Linked DNA regions of Homo sapiens: region 1 is linked to region 2. Evidence: chromatin loops called from intact Hi-C (ENCODE). Cell type or tissue: endothelial cell of umbilical vein. All regions are shown on one strand. Each heading gives the region's core, and the rest is flanking DNA. Links, peaks and the distances in the headings are about the cores only.

Region 1 (11,185 bases), core at 2,207-10,206, 630 kb after region 2:
AGTCATTGAGCTAAATGTAAAAATCCCTCGACAGCAAAAAAAAAAAAAAAAAAAAAAAAAAAAAAGGCTAGGTAAAAGGCTTTCTTGTATTTTCACAGACATTGGGCATGAGGAACTTCTGAGATGCTACGAGCCTCCAGATCAGAGCCCTACTCAGGAAACAGTATCTGCAGAGGCCTCCGGCTTGAGATGCCCAGCACCAAGACACCTGCCTCAAGATGAGAGCGCTAGGAATGCATTTTGAGGCCCCGAGCAGAGCTGGAGCATGCCTCAGAAGATACTATCAAAATTGTAAACACAGCGAGGAGCTTATTCTTGACCTCTCTTTATGTGAGACTAGGTAATCTTTAAAGGAAATATCCTTTCGAGGAAATTACTTAATCTAACATGCCTTCATTGCTAATTAGTATCCTTGGATGAAAACGAAAAACCTTAAAAGGAAAACTTATCAAGAAAAAGGGCTTCCCACACAGGTCTAGAACAGTGCTAGCCTAATCTCCACAAAGCACAACTCTGTGGAATTCCCAGCTTGTCCTGAATCTACAACAGCCAAAGCAAGAAGGTAAGGTAAGGCTTACTCTTAACTGCCCCTAGGATCTGGCCCCTGCCCCTCCAGGTGGCTTTGTTTCCCTACAGGCACAAGGTCTCCACCAGGCTCTTGCCAGTTGGCCCCACACACGGAGCTCGCTGTGTCCTCCAGTGTTTGGGTGTGTTATTCTCCAGCATACGACTATTACCCACTTTCAGGACCCAAGGCAAGTTCTGCTCCCCAACCTCCTAGCAGCCCCTCCTTCTGTCATCCTCTGGTGGTTATGTTCACCTTTCCCTGGCCTCCACTTTTGCAATATATGGCCATTAAGCAACCCCAGCTATATAAAAACTCCTTGAGTTTAGAGGTAATTTTGTTAGCACCAAATAGTGACAATTGCATAAAAATATAACTTCTTCCTCCCTCAATCCCACATCACTAGTACCAGGCACGTTGCATGGACTCAATACATACCAGTTAATAGGTTAATCAATTCACTGTTTGAAAAGCATCCTCCATCCAGTGTACCCACATGCATAACTACTTAGTATGGACAGGACGCTGCCTTGTGAAAACTTATGCTAAATGACAATACCTATGTATTCTAATTGGTAATGATGATTCAGCCGCTGGGCCCTAGGTGAGAAGTGGGCTCCCTGAACACCAGATGAAAGGCTCAGGCTTCTGGTTGAGGGCAAAGAAGAATGAGAAAAAGAAAGGAGAATGAGTAAGTGGGGTGAACTGTGTAGAGAATGAAGGCTTGCCTATACACATGGCTCAGAGAATCAGCCCTGAGATGTTGCTCTCATTCTTTCACTGATTCCCAAGCATTCGTGAAACACATTCCTTAGGCTGTTTCTTCTCCGGGTGCTGCATGTCCATTGACAGTAATGCGAAGCCTCTACTCCCTGGAGCTCCAAGCATACTCTGGGTAACGTGTGGAACCAGCAAAGCCTGATCCCCTGTAAGAATGGCTATAGCAAAGACGCAAATAAAAAGCTGTGGGGAGAAGGAAATAATTAATGCTTCCTAGAGAACCCAGGAAAATATCACAGAATTTGAAAGTCTAGAGCTGGATCTTGAGAGATGAATAGGTGTTTGCCAGATGGGAAACCAAGGGAGGCCCTTCCAGGTCAAGAGAACAGCGTGTGCAAGAAAGGGTAAGACTAGGAGCAAGATGAGGGGCTAAATTTTCATAGCCAGTGGCCCAGAGAAGCTGAAGCTAAGGGCAGTTTGGATTAGGGGTCATGAGATGGAATAAGAGAGAAAACACAGAGTCTTAAGGAGTCAGAGACAGGAGCAAGATGGCTGCAGGTGGGTAAGGCACCCTGGATGACAGCCCAGTGAGACTGTGCAAAGCAGGCCTTCAGCCTCTGTGGAACCTGACTGCAGGTGCATTCCATGACCCCCCAGGTGTGCCCCATCCCTGAGCTCCTCCAGCAGTATAAAATACCTCCAGGTCACAACTGTCCTTAGAAGCAGAGGTTCACAGAACAAGCATTTCAGTAGTCCCTAATCTACACCAAGCATTCATTACACCTCGGCTCCCAAAGTGCTGGGACTATAGGTGAGACTCCGCGCTTGGCCTTGTTTTCTCTACTTTGTATACTGTCTTCTCCACTGGTGCTTGCCCTCCTTGCCTCCTAAATGCATTGAGTCTCTCTTTTCTAAAATAAGAGAGGAAAGAAGGAGAAGTCACGGTCATCAACATCTGTGGGCCTTGTTTCCTCAGTGGCACTATGGTTTTCCCTCTTGTAAGAGTAGCTTTTACTTCCAGTTTCCATTTCTTACCGAATGATCTCTGTGACAAACACTGAGTGGCCACCCAGCCTCCCCCTGTTCCTTCCTGACAGGATTCCTAACTGGTTCAGGATTCAGGTATCAGGTATCCATCTGCTTCAAGGCAGACTGGTTCCTCCCAGGCCCAGGCATGAATCTTGTTTCTTTAAGCGAGCAATTCCCAAACTTTTTGGTCTCAGGACTTCAACTCTTCAGAATACCCTCTTCAATGACCTTTTGTTTATATGGGTTATTTCTATTTATACTTACCATTTTAGAATTCAAAATTCAGAATTTAAAAAAAAATTGTAAATTCATTTTAAACGAACAATAATAAGCCCAGTACATGTTAACATAAATAATACATTTTTAATGAAGAATAATTACATCTTCCAAAACGATTTGGTTAGATGAGTGGCACTGGGCTGCACCTTTGTAAATCTCTTAAACATGGCTTAATAGAAGACAGCTGCATCCCATCACTGCCTCTCCATTCAATCTGCTGCAATACTTGTTTGGGTTGAAGTATAGGAAGAAAATCTCATCTTTAATAATACAGGTATGCAATTAAAAAGAGAGAGAGAGAGAGAGAAAGAGGAATATTTCCTTTTTAGCTAATTGTGGATATTCTTCTTTGATATTCCAAAACTTGACAAGTGGTAATTTAGCTTAGTTGCAATGTGGAATCTTAAACCAAGTCCATGAACTTTTTCTATTATGTTTCACTAAAATCCATTTATTTCTCTTGTTCTTTGTATGAATCATTTACTCATGCATGATTTTGTAACAGCATGCCTTGGTCATTTGGAAAATATTGGTTCACTGAATTATTCAGATCTTCCAAATGTTGACTTGTTTACTCTGAGACAAAATTTTAAAAACTACATTTGTTAACATTGCCACTAATTTCATCACAAAAATCTTTAAATACTGAGAAACTGTCAAGCGGACACAGATACTGATTTTTCCAAAATTCCAATTTTCACTTGAAAACTCAAATTTTATTATTGTCAACAAACACTGTTGGTTGTTTTCCTTGAAGTGACTCACTTCATTCATTTTTGGGAAAATGTCTGCCAAATACCCACGTCTGAATAATCATAGTTTCTCTGTTGTTCTTTCAAGTAAAAATGGTGTTCTGTGGAAACATTAAATACTTCAGCTTATAACTCACGTAAGCACACATGCATTTTTGCCTCAAGATGACCAGGAAACAATCATACTTCAGAATGCAACAGAAGTGCCTTAGGTGTACCTACCAGTTTGTCACATAGTATATTAAAAAGACACGTATTGATGGGCCAAGATTTAATGAAATTAGTAACTTTTATTGCTTCATCAAGGACATTTTTAAGTGAAACTGGCATTGTTCTTTACTGTGAGCAGGCGGCAGTGAATAATACGATGGCTACCAGCAGAACTGGATGCCACTCCCTTGATTCATGCTAAGGTGCTGGCAGTTTTACCTGCCACTGTTTTTTACAAGTTATTGGTTTAGTCCTGAGTGCATGAGGCAACTTTGGCCTATGACTGATGTGTTGAGAGACTTCTTGGAAGGTCTCACTTATTCTTAAAACTGGAAAGGCATTTCCTTTTATGACTCTAGACATTGACACCACCTGGGACTTCTGGAACAGCAGGAGTGGTCTTGCAACCATGAGGGGAAAGCCAAGACAATCACAGAGAAGTGAATCCTGCAGCTTGGGCATAACTTTGAACCAGTGAATTAGTCAAAGTGACCACACCCCGTCTCTGAAATCCTTGTTCTGTGAGATAAATATCTTCTTGACTGAGCCATTTTTAGCTGATTTCCTTTTATTCGAGTTGATACAGTCTTTGCCGTTGCGGAGGCTGCAATCTACCTGGGTTGAATATTAGCAAATACCTTGTTATGTAGATCCAGTCTTTCCAGCCAAAATATAAACTCCTTGAGAGAAGAGTTTCTTTATTACTATTTTTTTATTATTATACTTTAAGTTCGCGTAATTGCTTTATGCATGATAAACAAAGGCAGTAGAAATCAGGATAAGAGTGATCCCCTTAACTTCAGCAAATGTCCCTGTAATCTGATGCCCTCGTTTTGCTCTATGATCTTGCTGCCAAATCTTGGGTGAGTGTCCTTCATTCTGTAAGACACATTCTTTTCCTTATGAGTCCCCATCACTTATGTCATCTTTCACAAACCTTTTCCAGATCATTTGTTTCATAAAATATTACTTAGTGTCTGACCTATCTTCCACATCCCCAACCTCCACACTAAAATATCAGGCAAGCATACATATAAAAAGGTTACAATAATAATATAATAAGTTTAGTTATTACATATATAAATAATGAGTATTAAGGCATAGACTGAATTAGCCACAAACATATCTTGGAAGACAGATCTACAAACCCATTTATCTCACCCTCAACCATGGGCATTTGATTTTCTTTCTTGAATAAATATGTGAAATTAAGGTGATTTTGTTTCATATTTAGCCTCTGGAAATTTTCCTTGAATGTCTTTCACTATGTTCATTGAATCTTGGATAGAGTCAAAAACTTCCTTTCATCTCCATTTCTAATCAATTGCCTTACATCTGAAATCTGACATTTACTGGTCGTGTGACTTGGGCAATTAACTTGGCTGCTTTGTGCCTTAGTTTCTCCATTTTTAAAATAAAAATTGTAATATAGCCTATCTTAAACAGTAGTTATAAAAATTAAAGAATTAAAAAACATGCACTTCAGAAAATGCCTGACACATTTTAAGAGCTCAAGAAGAATTAGCTATCATTACATTCTTACCATTAGCAGCATCATCGTTACTTTGCCTAAATGCACTGATTCTGCACCCTTTTCTATAGGACGATCATCTCCCCATCTCCCAGCTTCTGGCAAGCACCACAGAGCTATTTGCAGTTGCCATTACTTCCTTTTCTACCCTTGAGACACATGAAAAAGTTGCAGAAAAATAACAAGAGCGTATACAATTTTCAAGAAAGAAGAGGACTTAGGGCTTTTTTCTGGTGGTTTTCCTCATGTCTACTTTCTTGTTCTATTTATTTTCTGTCCTTGACCCTATTATCCTCTTTTGGATTCTCCCACTTCTTCTGCCTTCCCCAATCTTCAAGTGTTTCTCTACACCTGTCTCCATACTTGAGTTTCACTCTATTTGTATTGTAAGAGCATTTAAGGGAAGAACAAATTTATCCTTGTCATTCTTATTGACTCTGTGGTCAGAGTTGGAATCTCAAGCAATTGATTTTTGTTTGTGTATCATTTTGATATACTGTGGTTCAGTAATTTTCCAGAAGGGCAAAGGTCCTATGGCAGATGGTGGGTGTCCCCTGTGTGATCAAACACCAGATCAACTCTTATATTTCAGAAATTAACAATTCCCACATGAACACTTTGGAAAACAAAAAGAATACATTATCATTTCCCTTGGCAAAGGGCCAGGCTGATCTTCCACCTATTAAAACCCTGAAGACAGCCCAATGGATAAGGGTCTAAAAAGAAGGATCAAAAGTTCTCGATTAATAAATTGTCATATCCAAACTCTTACTGCCAATAATGATGCCCTTTCCATCCAAGGCCAGCAGCCTATCGAAGTTTTCTTTCCCACTTACAGACACAGATACATCTGGGGATCTTTCCATGTTTAACTTTTCTGGAACCTCTTAGTTTATCTCACATTCCCATCTCCGCTCTTCTGCTTTGGTTATATATTTTTGGGGGTTGTTTGTTTACCATTTTTATTGCCAAACTCACTTTCAAAACCCATCTTAAAAGTTATTTTTCTTGTTGACTCTTGCTCATCCCCTCCCACTCCCAGAACTGGTCTCATCTGGAATTTAGGCCAGTTAAAGACACCAGAGAACTTGTGCATAGGGTGAGTGTGTCCGCCATCACCCAAATCTGAATACATTTGAAACTGAAGGGAGGTGCTATTTATAATTAACTTAGGACCTCGGAAGCAAATTGAGACTGCCTTAGACAACTCAGAAAAGATGGTCACCCTCTTACATGGAGATGCTTACTACTATTTCCATGGTGAACTGATCATACAATGCAAACCTTCTGCAATTGAGCTTTCTAGTACTGTGCTGACGTTGGACTTGTATTTTAAGCAGTTCAGGAACATGTACATTCAAGCCATCAGTGGAGGTCACTGTCATGATGTTTAGATCCGCCCCGTCTCTAGCTCATTCGTCTATAATAAACTCTCTGCTGCCCCTATGTGGTGTATTCTTGGTTTGGCCAACAATACCCACTCCACCTTCACATTCCCCATTCTGGAGAAGGAACAACAAAGCAAAATTAATGACATCCGTGAGGAAGAGGAAAAGGAAAAAAGGGAGGTAAAAGCAATTATTTTGAAGATATCAAGATTTCTCCCACTTGCCAGGTGCAGTGGCTCACTCCTGTAATCTCAGCACTCTGAAAGGCCAAGATGGGAGGAACCCTCGAGTCCAGAGTCGAAGACAGCCTGTGCAACATAGTGAGACCCTATCTCTACAAAAATTAAACAAAAATGGCTGGGCGTGGTGGTAGGTGCCTGTAGCCCTAGCTACTCAGGAGGCTGGGAGGTGGGAGGATCCCGTGATCCCGGAAGGTCAAGGCTGCAGGGAGCAGTGAGTCCACCACTGCACTCCGGCCTGGGCAACAGAGAGAGACCCTGTCTCCAAAACAAACAAACAAACAAAAAAGATTGCTCCCTCTTTTTGACAGACCTAAAAATAATTTTACTCCTTTACCCTATCCCTTTCTTCTCACAAGAGTCATTATTACGTGACTGTTTTTTCCATTCCCAAAATCACGATGAGATTGGGGATTGGAGGTCTGTGCCAGAAACAGACTAGCGTGGAACCACAGTGGACCACGTGGGGTCAGCAAAGACCTAATGTTGGATCCCCTTTTTAAGCATCCAGCAGGCTTGTAGGCTTCTCGGGGAAGTGCTGCAGGTGGAGTTGGGGGAGGGGAGTGTGTAGCCCAGGAACTGAAGGGACAAATGGGACCAGCTAGAAAGGAGTAGAGCAAGAAGATGGAAAGGCAGGACTGAGTGGGAGCAGAGCCTCGCTGGAATACCCTCACTGTCAGCAAAGTGGCTTTTCAGAGGAGCAGCATGCGAGGGACAGGCTGGAAGGTCAGGTCGGGAGGGAGTAGCCACAAAGGAGTCTCACTGAGGAAGAGAGGTGAGTGTCACCAGAATCCTCTACCATCAGAAAGTCCTTTGATGTAGAGTGGGAGCATCCTATCACCTCCCACCCAGCCCTTCCCTATTATTGAAGGGGCAGTATCCACAAGAGGTAATAGGGCACACAGACTCTAAAAACAGTGGATGAGAAAACACCAAAATCATATCCAGGTCTCCTAGCCCAGGGGTCCTCAACGCCCCCAGGCCACAAAGCCCTACCGGTCTGTGGCCTGTTAGGAACCAGGCTGCACAACAGGAGATGAGTGGCCGGCCAGTGAGCATGACCGCCTGACCTCCGCCTCCTGTCGGATCAGCAGCAGCATTAGATTCTCATGGGAGCGTGAACCCTACTGTGAACTACGCATCTGAGGGATCTAGGTTGTGCACTCCTTATGAGAATCAAACGAAATCCATGGAAAACTTGTCTTCCAGAAAACCGGTCCCTGGTTCCAAAAAGGATGGAGACTGCTGTCCTAGCCCACCAAATTCTGATCATTTGGAATCAGGACTTCAGTGTGCCCGTGCAATTAAAACATCTAGAAGACAAAGGGATAATTCCTGTTTCTATCGGCCTTGTTACCTGGCATTCAGTGCTTAGTGCAGCCAGGGCTCAGAGAACAAGAGAAAAGAAAGCCCATTGGTTCTACTCTGGCTTTCATCCTCCTCCAGGAGTCCCCAGTCTCCCCTTCACCTCATCTGGCCCCATTAAGTGCTTGAACCCAGACGCTGACGTCTGCCCTCCGTACCTTGGTGTTTAGGCCTCGTGGAAAATGACTTGCTTGTGAATAGCTGATAATGCACCTGTCAAATTCTACATATGGCCAAGATCCTTCTGTTGGTTCCTCACACTCAAAGTGCCTTGTTTTTCTTCAAGTACTATCTGAGATGTCTCTACGGATTAGTGTTTATATGCGGCAAGTACTGCAGTTAGTTAATAATGTCAAGATCATTGAGCTTCCCTAATGAAAGAGATACACAACATCAACTGTCATTTTAAACAAACATGCAATCAGGATAGCAGTGCTGAAAATATGATCTGCCTAATTTCATGGAGATGATGCAAGAACCAGGCTGCTTTCACAGTCCTTCCACTGGCGAGCTCCATTTCACAGGATTTCAGGGGAGAAACGGTGGATTTTCACAAGAGCCGCAAAACTGCCGGTTCTGTGAAAAAGAAATTGCTTCAGCAGCTGGAATCCAGGAGGACAAATAGGTACACTGATTATATCTTCATTGTTCACCAGAGCCACAGCACTCAGTAAGTTGTAATTATGTTGTGAAGAGCTCAGTTCTGATAGTCAAGCCCTTCCCCATGTGAATATAAACAGTATTTTTCTATTTGTTATCAAAGGCTTGCAGCCAATCCTGTAGTATACATATATATACACACACACACATACACATATACATTCATGTATGTGTATGTGTGCATGTGAGTGTATATATATGTGTGTGTATATACACACATACATACATGCACACAGTATATGCAAACCTATAGAATTAAGATCTTGCAGCCAGGCGCAGTGGCTCATGCCTGTAATCCCAGCACTTTGGGAGGCTGAGGCAGGTAGATCACTTGAGGTCAGGAGTTCAAGACCAGCCTGGCCAACATGGTGAAACCCCATCTCTAAAAATATAAAAGTTAGCTGGGTGTGGTGGCGCACACCTGTAATCCTAGCTACTCAGGAGGCTGAAGAGAATCGCTTGAACCCAGGAGGTGGAGGTTGCAGTGAGCCGAGATCGCGCCACTGCACTCCAGCCTGGACAATGCAGTGAGACTCTGTCTCAAAAAAAAAAAAAAAAAACATCTTGCCTGTTTTATTCCAACAGATTAGAGCTGTGGGCACATCAGTATGCCTCCCAGTCAGGTTTCAGATAAGATTAGCTGCATTCGGACAATTCACTGGCCAAGGGTCATGCAGAAAGAATAAAAGAAGTAGGGTAGAAAACAAAAATATGGATGAATCAGTTGGGTGCTTGGATTATACAAAATAATAGGGAAGCTAAAGACAACTCATTCTGGAGACACCATAAACTGAGGTTTCCATAATGACTATGAGCCACCTCTGACCAGCTTTCTGATAGACCATTCAGCAAATGGCACATTTCTGGTGGCCTCATTTGTCACTGATATGCCTGCACACACAAATCTCTGGCAGTTACTAAAGTGTTCCATTGGTCATTGTCCTTTGATTTCAGCTTTCTCGTAGTTCCTAAAATCTTGCTCTTTCGGGGATCAGCTAGGCAGCAGCTCTGGATATTTCCACTCCCTTGTCTATGTGCAGTGCACAGAGCCTTGGTAAACATGACCAGCCTTGACTGGGGCAGCTACTCATCTGACCTAGGAAATCTATCTTGATATATTATTAAACCTTAAAAAATAACTTTAAAAACGTCAAGGCTAAATCACCATAGGAGTTCTGAAGCTTAGTGAGGAGGGAGAAAGCAGCCACAGAAATGTGCTCCTTTCCAAAAATGACATTCCCTCCATCTTCAGATAGTGGTGACTTGGGCGCCAAACTCCAGTCAACCAAATGTGGTTACTGATCTTATATTTCTTCCATCCTTCTTCTCATTCAAAGACCTTGCTCCTATTTGAAGGAAACAGAAGAATAAAATGGAGAAAGTTGGTGAAACCCCATCTCTACTAAAAATACAAAAATTAACCGTGCGTGATGGCATGCACCTGTAGTCCCAGCTACTCTGGAGGCTGAGACAGAAGAATCACTTGAACCAGGGAGGCAGAGGTCGCAGTGAGCTGAGATCGCGCCACTGCACTCCAGCCTGGGCGACAGAGCGAGACTCTCTCTCAAAAAAAAAAAAAAAAAAAAAATGGAGAATGTTATAGACTAGAGGCTTGTAGATCTTATTTTAATTCATGTGTTAGAGTCATTTCTAACACATAGTGAATTGGATCCTCGTACTTTCGAAATCCTACCATCAGAGACAATGCCTTCAAGGTGAACTCTACAAATAAGACATCATTGGTGCTCAGCAACCAAGGGTAGAAGGTTGCCACGAAGCAGTGGCCAGAAGAGGTTGGAGAGAATGGTGGAAGAGGTAGAATAGATAAGTGGTTAAGAATGGGGACTCATGTCAGACACATCTGGATTCAAATCTCAGCTCTTTAATTTTACTAAGGGTATCATATTCAGCAAATTTTTTAACCTGTATTAATTTTCTATTGCTGCATAACATATTACCATAAACTTAGCAGCTTACTGCAGCACGTAGTTATTATCTTACAGTTTATGTAGTTTAGGAATCTCAGCATGGCTTAGATGGGTCCTCTGCTGAGGGTCTCATCAGCTGTGATCAAGGTATCAGCCATGCTGCATCCTCATCTGGAGGTTTGACTGGGGAAGAATTTAATTCCAAGTTCATTTAGGTTGTTGGCAGAGTTTACTTCCTTGCAGACATAGGACCAAAGACCTCCAATTCCCACTGGCTGTTGGCTAGAGGCTGCCTTCAGGTCCACCAGAAGTGCTCTAACAAATGGCTTTCTCTATAGGCAGTTCATGGCTGTTTTCTTCTTCACAGCCAGCAGGAGAGTCTCTCTCACTCTAGTCTGCCAAGACAAGTCTCATATAATGTAACAAAATCATGGTCATGACATCTCATCACATTTGCCATATTTTATTGCCAGAAGCAAATCATAGGTTCTACCTGCACTGAAGTGGGAAAAGTTATAC
Region 2 (11,185 bases), core at 1,325-9,324:
AGGGGGGCTGACTTCCATCTGTGAGCAGATCATGGAGCAAACGACGGTGGCCTAGAGGGGATTCCAGCCCTGAGTGGGCACAGAGCATGAATGGAGAAGAGAGTGGACAGGGGCAGCAGCTGCTCTCTGTGAGCACTTTCTCCAGAAATGAGATATTTTTTATTTTAAAAGCAATCATGTAACATGATAGCTGCAATAACTATGATAAAATGATGTCAGAGGAAGCTGTGTGCAAGAAGACGGACGTGTTAGCCGAAGGTAGCTGCTTGTGGGGCTCCTGAACCACTCTCTCTCCATGCACCGATGTGCAGGCCCCGTCCCGGACAGCCTTGTTCTAGCCTCGCTTCTGGCCATGCCTCTGCTTCACACGGAGCGTCAGAAGTCCAGACACGAGAGGCTCAGTCATAGAAAGTGGACAGATCCAGTGACAACCTCTTCCCCAAGGTGGAAAAGAAACAGGAGCTCCAAGAGCTCTTGCCAAAGAAAGAGATGGGAGAAGAGGAAGAGAGAGAGAAGGAAGAAAAGAGCAATGCCCTTGAGGAACTGTGACATGTAGCAGCATTGGGCAGTAGAATGTCTAAAACTCCTAGCCCCAGTAGTCAGGCCTTTCCTGCATCTCACAGCTCCACACTGGGAGAGGGAGTACAGGAGGAAGGGCATCTGTTTCAAATGCTCCTCTTTCTCTGCCATGATCAAGCAGGACTCAGAAGACCTTGCCCTTGGGGCCTCAGCTGCCCTCATGGCTTCTGTGTTGAATAGAGCAGAAATACCAGAGAGCAGAAAGCTGAGTGGTCAGCGCTGGGCCAGACCTGGGCACTGCCCAGAGCCAGAGGGCTGAGCCACCTACCCCTGTGATGGTCAGGCCATCCAGCCACCAGACCCCACTGAAACCCACATGGAGACAACTCACGAGTGCCCAGGGTGTGCCCTTAGAAGGCTGTCCAGGGCCTCATCAGCACATGGTCAGGCACCTGTGTTCTCTCCTCCCTCAAACCCCGGTCCAGTCTGGGCCCCAGGCAGGAAAAGGGAGACAGGGAGTTTGTTACCAGGGGCCCCGGAAGCTGCAATGCTCATGAATTCCTTAGTTCTCCAGCCTCTTCACTTCATCAAGTCAGTAAATAAATAAAGCTGAGAAGGTGGTGGAGGGAAGGGTGACTCTGGAGCCTATTAGCATACATCTGCATATCAGTGAAGAGACAAGGTCCTGCTTCAGGAGAGCTGATCACTTGCAGATTCAAATCAACCCTGTGACTTTATAGTAGGGCTTGCTGACCAGCTGTGTGTCACAAGGCTCTGTGTTATAGGGCCACCAAGGATGGCATAGGAGGAGTGGAGGGGACAAGGATGCCAGGCCTCTGCAGGGCGCTGGTAATGTGCTGTTCAGTCCTGACATTTCCTGACTGCATGAGGTTGAGCAAATGGCGTAACCTCTCTGAAACTCTATCTCTGCATCTTAACATATTGCTCATAGGAACTTTCTGGGTTCTTATGAGAATTTGGGCTTCTCTTGGCAAAGCGCTTGACCCTCAGTAAATGCTCAATAAGCCATGGACATTGCTGGTACCAGAGGCTTTGGAAGTGGGCACAGAGGGATCACCACTTGACAACTGGAGAGGAGCTCAGGGTCATGTATGGCTGCGTATGCAGCCGTCCTGCCTGGCCAGCCTGGCTTTCATCTTTCCCCATAGTTTTCCTCACAAGTTTTTCAATCTCACTATGCAGTTCTAGCTTCAGGCACCTCGCTGATATGTTAAAAATAAATAATAAACGATTGCATTGGTCTAGCACTTTGCTAGAGTTTATTAAGGACTTCTACCTGTAATATGCCATGTCATTCCCAACACTGCCACGAAAGGTCCTCACTGCAGAGAAGAGGAAGTGGACCTCCACGGGAGGCGGGTGATCTGCGCAAACTCAAATGGCCTGAAGTGGCAGGACAGACTTCAGGCCTTGAGCATCCATTCCTGGCACTCACTGCCTCCCACATAAGTTGTGCTTGCAAGCAGGGCAGGGCTCGGGGACCTGAGGCCACCAGGGCACAGAGTTCCTCCTATCCCACCGTGCGGTTTCCATATGTATTAGATGCCAGAGGCAGATCTAGCTGCTGGTGATTTGGGCAACATCTGAAAAGTGCCCAACACTACCAATCAGTCTGTCATCATCAAAAATGTCAGTGTCAGGAAAGACAAAGGCAACAGCACTGCTCCAGATACGAAGAGTCTAAAGAGATATGGCAACAGAACGCAGCTAAGTGGACAGGTCCGTCGTGAGGCGACTGTAATAACGGACATTATTCAGACTACTCCAGAGGCTGAAGTGGATCTGGGCTAAGTCTCTGGAATTCATACCTTGTGTTGTGGCTGTGGAAGAAGACGCCTTGTTCTTAGAAGGTGCATAGTAAATATGGAGGGAAGCTGTTCAATACACTACTTTTATTACATTTTTGAAGGTTTAAAATTTTCAACGAAGAAAAAGTGCACCAGGCAGACTTCTTGAGCAAATCTGTCTCTCCAATGGCTAATTGTGGTGCCTGAAGGCCCATGTTAAAACATTTAATTATAGACTTCCTGAAAATATGGAATTGTGAAGGTCGTCTGATAAAACCTTCTGTCTCTTATGTGCTCCCTCCACTATGTGCATATGCAGGTTCACAGTCACGCATGCATGCGCACACACAGGCATACCCCCGCACACGCATGTACACAGGCACAGACACACACACACACACAGATACACACACCCTCAGTGCTAGAAAAACTCCAACGCAGCCCTTCACTTCTTTGGGTAGCTTAGACCCTTAAAATTTCCTTTATATTGAACAGATTGCTCCCAAATAACTTCTGTCCATCAGTCTTGGTTTTGTTTTATGTAATTATACAGAAAACATCTCATTCCTTTTCTACCAAACAGCACTTAAATATCTGAAAACAGTTATGTGCTCCCAAAGCCTCCCTTTTCAGTTTCTCTTCCCTATGTTCACCTGTTTTGAGACAAAATGGACCTTTGTGTCTTCCAACAGCCTCTTGCTAAAAATCAAATTATCCAGAAGAGAAAAGCAAGGGTTCAGGTTCAAGTCTCTCATTTCAAAATCTGGCTAAATGTCAGTCCAGTCCCATGGTGACATGGACCTACCCAGCTAAGTTTCCAAGGGTGAAACCATTGGTCCAAGGGGTTTGCTTGCCAGTCCTCTTCAACACCAAAGGTGAAAGCCATAAAAGACTCTCCCAGATTATGGATCTGGACCCCAGTCCTTGCCCCTGGAAGCAAAGTCAAGCAGACGTCTGGGCTTTTCTCTCTTCTAGAAACAGGGCCATTTTCTTTTAGGGGATTTAAATGGAAAACATCCTCTGCCTGAAGTCTTGAGTCACCTTCATCTGAGACGACACACAAAACCACAGACAAAATGCTGGCAGAGGGTCTTCTAAGTCAAGGCCCTCTGTGGAATTTTGTACTCAGACAGTCTGTGGGTGGAGGGTCACATGATGAGAAATGTACAAGCTTTGGAGTCCAAGCTGGGTGTGAATTTGGTCTCCTCTAGGATATAGCAGCTGCGAGAACTCGAGTAAGCCGCTCAGCCTCCCTCGGCCTCAGAGTCTCCTTTGGTTAAAATGAGATAATCCTACCTCCCTTATTGGGCTGTCATGAGAAATGAAAGAACAAAAATGCAAATTCTCTTGCTCATAGTAGGCACTCAACAAGCAATGATTAATTAATGCGGCCACCATTCCAAAAAGTTATAACAATGCATTTGGCAAAGGTTCAGTCTGTATTACTGGTTATGTAAGATACTAATGAATTATTATAATAACATTTGTGAAATCATATCCTAGCCAGTAATAAGAATTTAAAAATGTGTTGGGAAAACCACCCGTGATATATTGGGTTTGAGCCAAGAAAGCCAGTCGACAACAGATGAGCTACTCTGCTGTTTAATATACTTAATAAAACAGTGTAGCTGCCCGAAATTGCTGTCTTGCTAAACAGAAATATCCCAAGGGTTTAAACAGAAAAGATAAATGCTCTCTTCGTCTTATACAAGAACCAAAGTAAAGATGGAACTGGGGATCTGGAAGCTCAGGCAGGATCAGGAAGATGGGTGCTAGGCGAAGGTTGAGGTCTGCTCACCCGGGCTAAGCATTTGAAAAGAAAAGAGTCTTCAAATATGGTGGGATGAATGCAGGAAATGGGACTTTGGAATCCATCTGGCACACTGGGAGCTTTCTTTTCTAGCAGCAAGTGAGTAGCTGTATGAAGATCCAGATGAAAGGGAGAATATAAGACCAAATTCTGTAAACTATGAGCCCCACATCTTGGTCCCTAATCCATGCATGTCTTGGAGCTGCAATGAGTTTAGGTGCCTGATAACCTATATCCCGCGGGGAAGGTTTTTCTGTCTTTCAGAGAATTTCAGAGAAGCAGCATTACAGGTAACCAGACAGGGAAATCAGGCTTGCAAATAACAATGGCAATATTCTTGTAACTGCAAATGGGAACAATAAGGCTGGTTCTGTTACACTGAGCCAACACCAGATTCATGGGAACCAGAAAAAGACTACAATCATAGCAATGAATGACTTCAAATGAAATGAAGCAATCCCACACAAAGAGTTCGCTTGCCCGACTGATACCAGCGAGTGGCCAGCTCTCTGGTGTTTCAGCATCCTCAAGGCCAGAGCATCCCAGCTGCAGGGAAGCAGAAGCACCATCCAGGTCATGCTGATCACTTTACAGGCGACAAGCCAAGACACACTAAGGACGTCCAGCCGCTAAGCCACAAACACCAAACTGAGCTTTAGGATTGAGCTTTCTTCCTACTATACCAGCCTCTCCTTTTCAAGAATGACAGCCCTAGGAGTGACAAGAATGTCTTGGGTAGAGAAGGAAGACTTTTTATGAACTGCATTCCTTTTCAGTGAGCTCTTTCCAGTTTCAGTGTAGGCGGTGGCCAAGCACTTGTGCAGCACGTCTGCTTCTCTGGGAAAGAGAACGTGTGCGTGTGGCACTACTTCTCATGGCCACGCGAGGGCGCCCGCACCCCGTGCTAGGACCCTTCCTCCTGCCTACCTGCTCACCCTACGCTGTGTGTGTATGTTTTTTCCATGAGGTCAGAAGTATCAAGGTTGTAAAATAACATATTTTCACTTGTTTTCTTCCTACATCCAAGACATAGCATTTCTGAAGTCAATTATCTCCCCGAGTTGCCATCATCTCCCTACCCTCTTTCTCTTTGTGCCGCCTTTCAACCCATCAGAGTCTGACACCAACAGACGGGGGAGTGGAGGTGTGGGCAAAAATGAATTTATTTTTTCTCACTGGTGATGTCAAATCCTTGTTCTGGCACTTTGTTTTAAAAGGACTTCTGCAAACGTGAGATCTCTGTTCTCCAGCCTCAGGAAGGAGAGCCGAGAGAGTGGAGGGCTGCCATGCTGTCTACAGAGGGTCTCAGGTGTCACCTGGGCCCCCCAAGGTACAGGTCCCTTTAGTACCATTTGTCCAGCAGTGCTCCCAGTGAGGGATGGAAGAGCATTTTTGCAGAGTTCCCAAAAGCAGACAAAATTAGAGCAGCAAGCATCACCCGCTAACTGTATCACGTCACTGTCTGGCACCATATTTAAATGCAAGCTTTGTCCAGAGGTGGGCAGGTGACCCAGATGATGAAGAGATAAGAAGAAAGACACACACACTGAAACACATACACACAGACAATGAGGACACAATTTGCAGTTCTTACAAAGTACAGGCCTGGGGGCTGGCAGAAAGGGCCCTGTGATCCTTTTGGGGCCACCATAATGCCCTGCTCAGAGAAGGCCACCAGCCTCCTTTGTCCTCTAAGGTAGGCATCCTACAAAGTTAGTGGAAATGGACTGGTCAACCTCAAGTCTCTCCACTCAGGAGCCCACAGGCAGCCCTGAGCATCCTCCTGGTCACCAGCTGTACCCCAGTGGGCACACAGCAAGGGTTCTGGGGTCACCTTCTTGATCCATTGTTGTACTCACAATTTACCACCAGAAACCTCAGGAGTTTTCTGACCCTCCTGCCCTCCCTAGCCCTCTCCATCCCCATCTATTTTTAGGCTAAAGCCTAAAATAGACAAGGAACGAGGTCACTCCCCACCCCCACCCCGGCACCGTGGTCTTCTCTGTTTTAAGGGAAATAGACAAGGAACACGGTCACTCCCCACCCCCACCCCGGCACCGTGGTCTTCTCTGTTGTAAGGGAAATAGGCAAGGAACACGGTCACACCCCACCCCCACCCCGGCACCGTGGTCTTCTCTGTTGTAAGGGAAATAGGCAAGGAACACGGTCACACCCCACCCCCACCCCGGCACCGTGGTCTTCTCTGTTTTAAGGGAGAACTTATCGCAAAGCCTTTCTTTTGAAGGCCAGAAAGAAGAGGCCAAGGCTGGTCCATGGGTATTTGAATTCCATAAGCCTCCACAGAGGCCCTACTATGTACCAGGAGTACTAAATACCTAAGTAGAATTGTGTCCCTTTCCTATTGGCACCAGAGTCTAGTGGGAAAATATATATATGAATAAACATTCTGTCATACAATTAATGCCAGCCTACAGCACCATGAACAAGACAAGGTGGGTTTGAGCCTGGTCTGATGGGTGAATAGGAAGAGGCCAGGCCGAAGAGAATGGCCTGGAATCCCAGGGAGACTGAAAGGGTGAGGCACTCCAGCTGTCGGGGTGTCTGATGCGGTTTCCTCGGAGCTGCAGAGCCACACAGCGCTCATCCAAACACGCCCACGCGTGCTTCGTGAAGCAGGCCCAGTGTCCTCGGTGGGGGTGCGGTGCCTTCAAAGGAGGCTCATTTGCTCAAGTCGCCGCCTCTGCCTTCACCTGGCCCCAGAAGCCTGGCTCGCTGGCATCCCTGCCTGAACCCTCAATGCATTCGGGCCTGTGCTATGCTTTGAGGCCTCCCCAGAGGGGAAATGTTCAAGGGTCCCCTTGCTGCTCTGCTCCTGGTGGGGAGGGAGGGACAGCACCACGCAGGCTTGTTCCTCCCACACCTGCCAAGAAGGCCGGTCCTCCCGGACCCATGGTGTGGAAAGCCGAGTCCACTCCAGAAACAGGCAATTTGTGTAGAAAGACAAAGAGAAAGGGATGTGCACGTGGAGAGGAACACAGCGAGGGCACGCTGCGGGCCCCTGGCCATCTGCTGCTGAGAGGCGGTGCAGCCAGGGGGCAGCCAACAGCCAGCCCAGTGCTCTCAGGTGGAGCCGGGACAGAGGCCTCTTTGTCCCGGAGCCAAGCACCTGCTGCTGTCCAAGGTTTGGAGCCCCCAAACCTTGACTTGGCCTTCAGAGGGGCCTTAGCTCTCAAACCAACAAATATCATTGCCTCCACCAGCGTCCAGGTCATTACTCTGAGGCGAGCTCAGGGGACACACTTCTCTTTGCCACTTTCGATGCCACTTCTTTGATCGACCACTGTCGATGGGCGCTTTGTCACTCTCCAGTGGCCTGTGAATTAGCCCAAGGCGTCTGCTTCCTATACCGCTGAGTCTTGGTGGTTCTCACAGGGCTCTGAGCCATTTGCCACCTCTGCCAAGTCGCAGATATGCCCAGCCCAGCGTGGGCTCCAGAGGAGGGTGAGGGTAGCCACCGGTAGGCCCTGCCAGCCCAGAGGAGGGTGAGGGCAGCCACCGGTAGGCCCTGCCAGCCCAGGGCTAACACTGATTCAACCACATTCTCTGCAAGCCCAGAGCTGACAAGGCCCAGGCAAGCAGGAGCTGTGGTGGATCCTGTGAATATGCAGGTAATGTAGAAGGATGGAGACAGGTGTCCCTGGCCTTCCATAAATAAAGTGTGCAGTGATGGGGTTGGGCGGGGAGGATGAGTATAGACGCCAGATAGCGCCCCAGGGAGGCTAGGGGTGGAACTGGCCTTCTAGGCTGATTATGCCTCTGCCTGGGGGAGATAGGAATGGCTCCCTCCTGGCATCCATAAAGTTGCTGAGTGCAGACCTTACCTAGAAAGGCAAGGGCCAAAAGCCTCCTAGCAAGTTCTTGAGCAGAGCCTGTTGGGCAGGAATTCCTGGCGCTTTTGCTTGGAGAGAAACAGGGCTGGGAGGAAGGGTCAGAAGAAAGATGATGGGGGCAGGAAACAGAGAAGGGAGGATGGAGTGAGAAAGGACAGAGCAGGAGGAAGAGGGGAGCCTCTGCCGACAGTGAAGCAGAGGGAAGGACGTCTGTTTTCAGAAGGGGCTGGGGGCCACATTCCCTGGGAGCCTCCTGGGCCCCAGGCCTTTAGCATCTACTGAGTGAATACCTAGGATTGCTCACAGAGGGAGCAGAGGGGAAGGGGCTGGCTCTGATCACACAGCCACCTCGCCGGGCAGCATCAGAGGTGGTTTTAGCCTAGATCTGAGGCCTCCAAGAAGGGCTACGCCTCTCGGACAGCATCCATGTCGAGAAATGAACCTCCCTGACCCAGTGGGGTAGAGGAGCAAGTGAGGCAGGGAGGAGAAGGGGACACAGTAGTCCTAGCCCTCGACTGTCAGGCCTCCTAGCCTTGTCTCCTGCCCCAGTACCACATGTCCATTTCCCTTGGCCTCACCCCAGCCCCACTACAGCCTCCATTCCAGGTAGAGACTGAGCAGCTGGCAGAGAAGGCCCAGCTCCAGCGGAGCCCTGCTTTCCAACCCACGTTGCCACAGCACTCAGAAATGGGAACGAAACAGACAGCCACAGAATACTACATGAATGCAGACATGTATTCCTTAGCAAAAATAAATAAATGTATAAGAAAGAAAGAAGAAAGAAAGAAAAAGAAAGAAAGGAAGGAAGGAAGGAAGAAAGTAAGAGAGAGAGGGAGAGAAAGAAAGAAAGAAAGAAAGGAAAGATTTGAGAGCAATTTTTTTCTATTTTTCCTTCTTTGGTTCATTTTGCTTAAAACCTCCGAGCCCACTTTTTGCCAAAGGGGATGAGGGTGGAGTGGGTACTGGACGTGGCAGGAGAAGAGCTTTTGGGGCGCCTTCTGTTATCTTGGAGTGAGGCAGCTGATGTGATATTTTAATAGGGAACTCATTTTAATAGCCTACAAATGAGGAGTCAGAGACAATTAAAATTCATTTCCAATTAATTGTTTTTTCTTCTCTCATTACCAAGAGTTGCCAGTCAGACACCGACAAAGCCTTCAAAACAAAAGCAGCTCCCAGCCTCCGCTTCAATCGGACGCCACCTGGAAGGAGGCTCCGGAGAGTGCCAGCATCTTTGCTTCAAACTTCTCTCCCTTCAGCAAATGACTTATCCGGCCCCTTTGTGGGCAAGAGATCGCTCAAATCTTCAGAAGCTGGGACCTTCTAAGCCGTGAAGTCACAGACAAGTTTATTACCACGGAGCTGCAGGATACTTTTTTATAGTTTTAATATGGTTTATTTGCTCTCCTGAGGAATGGTCTCAGCAACTGCATTTCTTGAGACTGATTTAGCTTCCTGTCTTTCCCCTGCTGCCTCCCTTCTATGCTGTGGCCAAAAACCCAGGCTATGACAAACAGCCTGAGATGACAGAGCCTCACCTGAGCCTGGAGCCGGAAGCCTCGGTGCCCCCACCGCTGAATTGCTGAGTGACGTTGCCCTCCCCCCTCACCTGTGCAACAAGGTAGCCTCCTTCAATGCCCCTAACATGCCCCTAACATGCCTTCCAGCTCTACAACCTTCACTCTGCATTCAAAACACATTATCAGTGGCATCTATGAAGCACTTAATGGATGCTAAGTATCTCACATGCACACCTCACTTAATGCTCATAAAAACCTCCTTAAACAGATGCTTCTGGTAGCCACCAGTTCTCAGAGCAGGAAACCAGGCTACGGGACTTTTCCAATCATGGCGAGCCAGGGTTTCAGCTTGGCTGATTCCAGAGCCTGACCTCTTAACCTCTATTTCCTCCATGGTTTTGATCTCTGACCCCCTTTAACATGCCAGAGTTCCTGCAAAATCCTCAGCCTTGTTCTCTCTCTCTCTCTCTCTCTTTGGATGGGGGAAACTTCTAGTTAAACTCCTCACCTCATCTGGATCTGGATGACTAGAGTGGACAGCCCTGAATGACCAACCCTACGGGGCACAGAGAAACCGGGACAGGGACTCTACCGCATCTTTCCTGGTACAAAACCCAGAGGGGCGTGGTGGCTTCCCCAAGCTCCAGCCCCTTTTGAAAGCAGAAAGCTGTGCTCCCCCTACCGGCCACCACCAGTGGAACAAGTCTCCCCAAGGACTAAAGTTCTCACTGAGCCTTACTTTATTATTATTGTTATTGTTGTTTGAAATGCCTCATAATAACTGGGATAGATTTCTTAGGAAGCCAAATAATGGGATGCATTTCCACCCTGGCTTTATAATTAACGTTTGCATCATTTACCTTTCGTGGAAAGATTATTCTGACTAACGAGGTTCTGGGCCACTAATTCATTACACTGCCTTGTCACTTCCTGCTCCTTCTTATTACCCAGAAATAGACTCATTAGTCAGAGTTCAATGACAGGGAGAAATTGTGTTCCTTAATTTAATTCCCTCACTCACTTCTGGGCCCCATGTTTGTCTGAAATTGGGGATTAGAAGGGGGAAGAAAGGAGTCATCTTAAGTCTCTGCTTTAGACTCATTATATCCTGCCCCTTGTTCCTATCCAACAGGGGAAAGGGCCAGGAGAGCTTGTTTCGGTGGCCACGCGGGTGCTGTCCTTTCTCCACTCAAAGCTACAAGCAGGTGAGGGGCCACAGCCCAACCACTTAGGGACTTGTAACATATAATCAAGGTTTTTGTTTTTTTTTTAAAATCTCCACTCACAATTAGTAGTACTACCTGGGAATACTTAGGAATATCCAGGCATTGCTGATAGTAAGTGCTGTAGAAGATATTTATTTACAGATAGATAGATAGATAGATAGATAGATAGATAGATAGATAGAGGTAGATATACATGCACACATATATGCATGACACAAAGTGCTTCCAAAGTCCTCTGCCACAAGAACGTAAGGTGATATAATATAGACACTAACAGCCCAGGCTCGTGTTCCATTGGCATGAGTTCAAATCCTGCTTCTTCTCATGTGAGTTGCAAGGCCTTGTTCAAGATACTTAACCTCCCCTGGCTGCAGCTTCTCAACCACAAAATAGGAACGACAAAAGCTATCTCTCATCATTATGAAGCTCAAGCCGCACAAGGCACCAGAAG

What was found. A loop is a pair of places that touch in the nucleus more often than their neighbours do. Peaks named below come from ENCODE experiments on the same cell type or tissue, not always from the same donor. Only the 100,000 strongest peaks of a DNase experiment are listed, where the experiment ranks them.
Region 1: it touches region 2 in a loop (5-fold over the local background); 9 of 110 quality-filtered maps call a loop at or near these places.

Annotation. Positions count from the first base shown.
Region 1 is chr11:131,034,114-131,045,298 of GRCh38, reverse strand. No RefSeq gene overlaps it. Among named protein-coding and RNA genes, the nearest start is that of SNX19, 120 kb to the right of the region's middle. RefSeq lists an enhancer at 6,448-6,517. In endothelial cell of umbilical vein, for the core only: a CTCF peak has its summit at 6,562; no DNase peak of the experiment used is centred there; H3K27me3 peaks cover 114 bases.
Region 2 is chr11:131,667,982-131,679,166 of GRCh38, reverse strand. All of the region lies in intron 1 of NTM (neurotrimin), which reads right to left. Among named protein-coding and RNA genes, the nearest start is that of NTM-AS1, 10 kb to the right of the region's middle. RefSeq lists enhancers at 902-1,505, 4,858-5,152, 8,315-8,815 and a silencer at 8,439-8,652. In endothelial cell of umbilical vein, for the core only: a CTCF peak has its summit at 5,017 (motif pointing right); a DNase peak (open chromatin) is centred at 5,026; H3K27me3 peaks cover 351 bases.